Regions from separate parts of the Homo sapiens genome. Here all the other regions are linked to region 1. Evidence: chromatin loops called from intact Hi-C (ENCODE). Cell type or tissue: mammary epithelial cell. All regions are shown on one strand. Region 1 overlaps NEURL1-AS1 (NEURL1 antisense RNA 1). Region 2 overlaps NEURL1 (neuralized E3 ubiquitin protein ligase 1). Region 3 overlaps NEURL1 (neuralized E3 ubiquitin protein ligase 1).

Region 1 (2,500 bases):
TAAACAAAACCCAAACAAAATGAAACAATGGGCTGGGACTTGGGGAATGGGAGGGTGCTACCTGTGGTAGCCAGGGATAGTTGTGGCTGTTTCCCATTTTAAGGTTAATTTCTCTGCCTGGAGGGAGGTGTCATGCCATTGACTAGGGTGGTCTCAATTCAGGGGAGTCCAGCTTGGCCTAGAGGCGCCCCACTTTTGTCTGCCTGAGGAAAGGTCATCACTCTGGTTGGTTCTGAACTCAGTATCCAGAGGCTCAGGGAAGGGAGTAGACTCTCAGTTAAATATGCTATTATTTTATCAACGCGGTAACTCTTCAAGACTTGAATGGATCTGGAAGCTATGGAGAGAGAGAAAGAGGAAGGGAGGTAGAGAGAGGCGAACCAGGCAGGAGCGGACAGCCAGGGTGGGAAGAACAGAGGTTGCAAGGAGAGAAAGTGACCAGGGTGGGAAGAAGCAGAGAAGGAAGGGCAGGGGGAAAGACGAGAGGGGGTGGGAAGGGGGTAGAGAGTGAAAGAAACCAGCAAGGGCCAGGTGCGGTGGCTCACTCCTGTAATCCCAGCACTTTGGGAGGCTGAGGCGGGCGGATCACTTGAGGTCAGGAGTTAGGGACCAACCTGGCCAACACGGTGAAACCCCATCTCAATTAAAAATACAAAAATTGGCTGGGCACGGTGGCTCATGCCTGTAATCCCAGCACTTTGGGAGGCCGAGGCGGGTGGATCACGAGGTAAGGAGATTGAGACCATCCTGGCTAACACGGTGAAACCCCATCTCCACCAAATATGCAAAAAATTAGCCGGGCGTAGTGGCAGGCACCTGTATTCCCAGCTACTCAGGAGGCTGAGGCAGGAGAATGGCGTGAACCCAGGGGGCGGAGTTTGCAGTGAGCTGAGATCGCGCCACTGCACTCCAGCCTGGGTGACACAGCGAGACTCCGTCTCAAAAAAAAAAAAAAAAAAAGAAGGAAAAAAAATTAGCTGGACATGATGGTGTGTGCCTGTAGTCCCAGCTACTCGGGAAGCTGAGGTTGGAGAATTGCTTGAACCTGGAAGGTGGAGGTTGCAAGATTGCAGTGAGCTGAGATCGTGCCACTGTGCTCCCACTGGGCAAGACTCTGTATAAAAAAAAAAAAAAGAGAAATCAGCAAGAAGAGAGCAACAGGGAAGGAAGGGAAGGTGGGAGTGGAGCTGCTGTTGAAGGAAGCTTCCTCAGGTCCCTGCCTGGGGCCTCCCTCTCCTGCATGCCTGTGTGTGCACTCACAACACCTACGCATGCACATACAAGGACACAGGTGTTCGCGAAAGTGCACACGTGTGCACTGACACCCACCCCCTCAGGCACTGCCCGCAGAATCTGCACTGCTGGGTGTGTGGGTGTTGCCACGGTGACTGGTGCTGGAGCATCACCTTGTGGGTATTAATAGCTTCCCCTGAAGCCATCAAAACAGTGACTTCATCAGCCCCAGTCTCCCTGGCAGTTTCCTTCTTCCTCTTCCCTTCCAGGATGGGTCTGGGAAGGGTCTTCTGGATCAGAGCCACCACCCAGGCACCCCACCCCTATGAGCTGCCTTGGGGAAGGATGGCAGGAAGGCCTCTGAGTTCTGCCCAAGGTCTGGGGGTAAGGAGACTGCTGGCCTTCTTTAACCCTCTGAGCTGGGTCTACCCTAAGTCCCTGCCAGGGAGGAGTTGCTGGGGCACAGGACTCCTCAGAAGGGCCACGCTCAACTTCTCTGAGTCCTATGCAGCCACACCAACCTCCTCTAGGTCCCTTCCTGGCCAGAGACCTAGTTGACTCTAACAGTGGTGTCCCCTCTTCCAGTACAGAGCTCCCTGAAGTACTAGGGTGAAGGTAGAGAGGGGCCTAGGGCGTGAAATATAAGAGGACCTAATTCCCAGGCTCGCGCAAGTGCAAGCTTGGTATCTGCATGAACTTGAGAGTTGGCGCCTTCTTCAATTTTGCGCCAGGGATGCCTTGGCTACCTCATCCTATCCCAGCCCTATTGATACTCCCATCAGCTCCTCAACCCTCAGTTCCCTGCCTTTGTCCCTGACGCCTCTCACCTTCCTTTGGGACTCCCTGGGATCACGCTGCCCTGAACTGCAGAACCTGGGCTGCCTCTGGACTCAGGTGAGCATCCGCCTCTGGCCTTCACTTCCCTCCTTCCCTTTGACGTCTTCCTCTCTCCCCTGCTTTGCCCATAGCCCCAGGTCTAGGCCATGTGGGGCCTGTGACATCCCTTTGTCAGGCGCGGTGGCTCATGCCTGTAATCCCAGTACTTTGGGAGTCCGAGGCAGGTGGATCACCTGAGGTCAGCAGTTCAAGACATCCCTGCTGTGCTCTACCTTTGGGGCCTCATCCCCTCCCCCATTCCCCTGCCCACACCAGGCTTCCCTGGAGCCACCGTCTGTAAATCCTAGCTAGGCCCTTGTACTTCAAACACACTCTAGCAGGATGAGTCTCAACTATGCAGAGTCCTCATATTTGTTCTAACTTGTGAAAG
Region 2 (2,500 bases), 100 kb after region 1:
TGTGGGGTACCTGGGAAAGGGTGTGGCTGAGGCAGTCATAATGCAGTATCTTCCCCTGACTCCAGCCACAAAGCTCATACCCAGCCCTACCAATCATGAACTGGAACTCCATAAGGAGGGGCCAAATTGGGAGGCCTTTTGGCAAACAGTGTCTATTTTACAGAGAGGCAAACCAAGCCTCCTTAGTGCCCTGGGGCTGATGGTCACCCAGAGCCATAGAGCACCCTTCCTCCTGGGCCAGAGCTGGGTTATCATGGTTGGCTTAGGTACCTCAGGTGGCCCAGGAGGTCCCCCCTCCATAAGGACGTCAAACTTCCAGGAGGGCCAGTGTTCCTAGTGTGGGCCAGGAACAGGACAGGGAGACCTTGTGATGGCGGGGCAGGGAGCCTGTTCGTAGGGAAGATGAGGAGGCAAGGGCTGCCTCTCACACCTCCAGGTTCTCTAAGTTCTGGGGAGGGAGCGCCCCACCTGCTGAGGTCGGTCCTCTCAGCCCTGCCTGCCCTGGCCTGGGCTCTCCCAGCCTCCCAGCCCTCTGCCCCCTCAGATGGCTTTTTGTTTTTGTTTTTTTTTGCATCCATCAGAGACTGCACCTCTGTGTGGCAGGCAGGGCATGGGTTTTAGTCCTGGCCACTGACCAGCTGTGTGGCCCTGGCCGAGTCGTAGCCCCCTGGAGCCCAGCTTCCATTTCTATAAAATGGTTGTTTCGGGAGAGAGGGGCAGGCTTTCTGTGTGACTCGGGAGTTCTTCCGTGAGGGCTGCCAGGGGGTGGTGTGCCAGGACCTCAGGCTGGGCCTTTGTGCTGGCCTTGCAGTGGGTGTGTGGGGAAGTCACTGTCCCACTATGGGTCTCCACTACCCAGTCACTGACCCTGGGAGACCCCTTCTGTGTGGGAGGGAGCGGGGGCTGGCTAGCGGGCCCCCCAGCCAGGGATCCCAGAGGCTGAGGGTTGGGGAGAGGAAGCCATCATCTCATTACCTCTGTCAGTGCAGGGGTGGCTGCTGCTTCCCTTGTGCACTTGGGTCGCTGTGATTGTGAATAAAAGTGATTTCGTACCAGCCTGAGGGCGGTGCTGTGCGCAGAGCACTGGGGAAGGAGGGCCAGCGTGTGCGTGCACATGTGGGGGCAGGCTGGGGTGTGGAGGCCTGGTGTCCTGGATACTAGGGGAGTCATCAGGAGCTGTGGCCCTTCCCTGAGGGGTAATTGCAGGCCTCTGAGGCTTCAAGGTGGGCTGGGGCAATCAGGGAAGACTCCCTGGAGTCGGGGGCTGGAGCGTGACTTGGGTCTAGAATGCCAGGTGAGCCTTGCAAATTGGGAGAGGCTACTGCATCTGTGAGGAGCAGGGTGTGGTGGGGAAGGTGCCCTGGGATGGGGCTTCTCCTTAAGGCTGAGCAGGGCTCAAATCTGCCGCTTGTAGGGGGGTGCGCAGTGCCACCTAGGGGGCTAATGGGAGGATGACAAGTGGTCAACTCAGGTCATCAGGGGCTGTGCTCTGAGCTCCCCAGGAACAAGGCTTCCACCCCTCTCCCCAGGCTCAGACCCCCACATCTGGAGGGAGTTCAGCTGTGTTCCCACTGGTGGGTGCAGAGGCCTATACCAAATGGGTGGTGCCACTGAGGAGAAAAGGGAAGCCTCTGGATAGAGTCCTTTAGAGAAGTGTTCTAGATGCGCTAAGTGATCCGAGTGGTGGGGAAGGCTGAGGGGAGAGGGGTGGTGGGGAGGAGGCAGCCAGACTGGCCCCAAGGTCTAGGCACAGTGTTGGAATTGAGCTCATTTGGCAGCACCAGGCCTCAGAGGCACATGGGATACCTGCCTGCCCATCCTGTTCCAGGGAGGATGCTCAGGCTACCCAGCCTCTGCATGGCCTTGCACAGCCATGGCCTGTTCCTTGCATCAGGGTTACCTGGTCCTGCTTACTGGGGTCCAGCAAAAGCAGGAGAGGGTCGGGGGGCCATGCTAAGGAGCCAGCTAGGCCTGCTGGATGTGGGTCCTTGGCCCCAAGATCTGCATCTTTCAAAGCCTTGGCCACTGCCCAGAAAGCCTCCCAAAAGTGGGGAAGAGGCTGGAGGAGCTTGACCACAGCTCTCACCAAGAGTGAGAGCTGGCTCATGTCTGTAATCCCAGACTTTGGGAGGCTGAGGCAGGAGGATTGCTTGAGCCCAGGAGCTTGAGACCAGCCTTGGCAACATAGCAAGAACCTGTCTCTACAAATAATAGAAAAATCATCTGGGCATGGTGGTGCGCCTGTAGTCCCAACTACTCAGGAGGCTGAGGTGGGAGGATCGCTTGAGTAAGGGAGGTCGAGGTTGCAGTGACCTATGATCATGCTACTGCACTCCAGCCTGGGTGACAGGGTGAGACCCTGTTAAAAAAAAAAAAAAAAGCGAGAGCTTACCTACCTGCCCCCACCCTCCAGTGTCCTTTCTTTCAGAGGGCCCTGGGATCCTGAAGTCCACTTTGCAATTTGGGATAATGGGACATTGGCTGTTCAGCTGGATGGGTG
Region 3 (2,500 bases), 52 kb after region 1:
GCAAGTGGGACCCTGAGTGAAGGAGAGGGGTAAGAAAGGAAGGAAGTTTGGTGGGAGCATATCAGACTATAGTGCAATTCTAAGAAAAGTTCTGCAAGACCTTGGAGTATCCTTCAGCCAGAGCCACAGTCCCTGGCCAGTGGAGCCCCACATCTCCCAGGAATGGTCCTGCCTTAATATCCCTGCCACACGCATCACTAGCTGGGGTGAGCTGTGGGAAGCATTGCCTTGGAGCAAACATGGGGATGGACTTCAGAGCTCCACAGCTGGGGCCATCAGTCAAGCGTCCACCCTGCAGTGGAAGATCCAGAGGCCCATTTTCCTGGATGACATGGGGATGACTGGGGTGAGGGACATGAGAAGGTGACTGCTGTTGTCTCAGGCCTATCTATTGCAATAACAAATGCTGGCCTGCACTGACTTAAGCAGTAAGGAGCTGTACTATGCAGAAAACCGGATGTCCCAAGGTGGGTGGCTTTCAGGGTTGGCTGAGTCAAGGCTGTAGGATGAAGTACTTCCCATCTCTCTACTCTGCCATCCTTGGGTTGGTTTCCTTCTAGACCAGTAGTGACATGGCCATGGTGGTCCCAGGAATTGCAGCAGGACACAGTGATATCTGGAGAAAGGAGAACGACCCCTATGTTCTGTGGAGCAAGGATCCCTTTCTCAGAGGGGTTCCAGCACATTTCCCACTGCTGGGAAATCTATGCCTCATTGGCCAGAAGTGGGTCACCTGGCCATTCTTGACCATGTCACTGAGAAGGGGAATGAAACCATTGTGATTGGCTTATTGCCAGGGTATGGCACGCTGGCTGTATGTGAGAATTGCTTGGGGAGCTGGGCCCCACACTTCAGATTTCTCTATGAATTGGTCTAGCGTGGATACTGGGCATCAGTAATTGTTTTTGTTTTTGGTTTTTTTGAGACAGAGTCTCTCTCTTGCCCAGGCTGGAGTACAGTGGCGTGATCTCTGCTCACTTCAGCTTTGACCTCCTGAGCTAAAGCGACCCTCTCATCTCAGCCTTCCAAGTAACTGAGACTACAGACACACACCACCATGCCCAGCTAATTTTTATTTATTTTTTTGTAGGGACAGGGTCTTGCTATGTTACCCAGGCTGGTCTCAAACTCCTGGGCTCTAGTGATCCTCCTGCGTCAGCCTCCCAAAGTGCTAGGATTACAGGTGTGAGCCACCACACTTGGCTCTACCAGTAATTTTATTACCTCCTAGGTGATGCTGATGTGCAACCAGGGCTGAGAACTGCTGTTGTCTTGGGGTGGTGTAGATGTTGGGCATCAGCCACCATGTCCATTACAGTCACTTACTAGTTTTTTGTGGCTTAGACAAGTCACTTACCCTCTTTCAGCTTTGGTTTTCTCATCTGTAAAATGGGGTCTGGCAATAGTTACCTCCTGTGCTTCCTGGGAAGACTGAAACAGTTCGTGAGTGCTCGTAGGCTTTGCAAACTGTAAGTCACTGACACCCGGGGGCTGGCTGCTTATCATTCTTATTCAATTTGGAGGGAAAGCACAGCTCCCTCTGCTGCCAAGAACAGCCAGGGCAGAGATTTCTCTTGAGCACAGCTTCCTGTCATTAAAACAAAAAAACGAAAGAGAAGGGAAAACGACAGACTGGGAAGCCACAGGCAATTGCAGTGGGCTTTTTTCTTCTTGGAAGGCGTGGGTTTGAAGGCGCTGCTATAAATGGTTTATGCAAATGAGCTGGAGGCGCTCTGTCCCCTGCCGCTTTAATCCGGGAGAAGCTGGGAGGGAGCCAGGCACAAGGTTTTCCGCCCCTCCTCCCTGTAGTCCTGCAGTGGGGTGGCTGGGGGCAGGCAGATGCTCTTCTGCTGCCTCCAGGGAAGATGGTCAGATAAGGCTCTGCACTCTGGCTCCCCCATGTTCCAGGACACACCTGGCTGCGTGGCTTCTTGGCTCTTTCTGCTCGAGTGAGCACAGGCTAGTGCTGCCAATAGTACTGCAGGAACAAGGAGGGCCCCCACTGGTGCTGCGAGGTCACGGCCAGGCAATCTGTCACCTTTGGGTCTCACTGGGTCCACAGGGACCTGGGGCACTGGAGAGGAGCAGAAGGGGGAAGAGTAAAGAGCCCGCACCATCGGCTCCAGGCTTTCATCTTCCCTCCCTCCTCCTCCTCTTCCTCTTTTCTTCCTTTCTTCATGAAATCTACTTTGAGCATTATGGAGTGACCACCTTGTCAGATGCTAAGGATCTAGAGATAAAAAGATACCTTTCTACCTTCAGGGTGCTCCCAGTATGGGAAGGGCCTCCTGCCATGGCTGCAGGGCTGGGGCTGCACAGAGGACTGGCTGGACAGCCTTGGAGAGGGATAGTCTGGTCTATTCCATCCCAGGGCATTGGGATGATCTCAGAGGAAAGGCTCTTCTGAGCTGGGGGCTGAAGGTGAGGTGGGAGTGTTTGTGGGACCAGTGCCAGGGAGGGGCACTCCAAGGAGAGGGACAGTGTTCAAAAAGCAACAGAC

What was found. A loop is a pair of places that touch in the nucleus more often than their neighbours do. Peaks named below come from ENCODE experiments on the same cell type or tissue, not always from the same donor. Only the 100,000 strongest peaks of a DNase experiment are listed, where the experiment ranks them.
Region 2: a loop joins it to region 1, with 3 times the contacts of the local background. A loop is called at or near these places in 15 of 110 quality-filtered maps.
Region 3: it touches region 1 in a loop (2.5-fold over the local background); 13 of 110 quality-filtered maps call a loop at or near these places.

Annotation. Positions count from the first base shown.
Region 1 is chr10:103,489,470-103,491,969 of GRCh38, forward strand. The region is part of intron 3 of NEURL1-AS1 (NEURL1 antisense RNA 1); the gene reads right to left. Among named protein-coding and RNA genes, the nearest start is that of NEURL1, 3.0 kb to the right of the region's middle. RefSeq lists a silencer at 1,146-1,215. In mammary epithelial cell, no CTCF peak of the experiment used is centred here; a DNase peak (open chromatin) is centred at 1,342; H3K27ac peaks cover 1,071 bases.
Region 2 is chr10:103,591,492-103,593,991 of GRCh38, forward strand. NEURL1 (neuralized E3 ubiquitin protein ligase 1) reads left to right here. Exons shown (of 6, transcript NM_004210.5): 6 at 1-1,055. Among named protein-coding and RNA genes, the nearest start is that of NEURL1-AS1, 75 kb to the left of the region's middle. RefSeq lists an enhancer at 921-1,215. In mammary epithelial cell, a CTCF peak has its summit at 1,446 (motif pointing left); no DNase peak of the experiment used is centred here.
Region 3 is chr10:103,541,358-103,543,857 of GRCh38, forward strand. The region is part of intron 1 of NEURL1 (neuralized E3 ubiquitin protein ligase 1); the gene reads left to right. Among named protein-coding and RNA genes, the nearest start is that of NEURL1-AS1, 25 kb to the left of the region's middle. In mammary epithelial cell, a CTCF peak has its summit at 1,550 (motif pointing left); no DNase peak of the experiment used is centred here.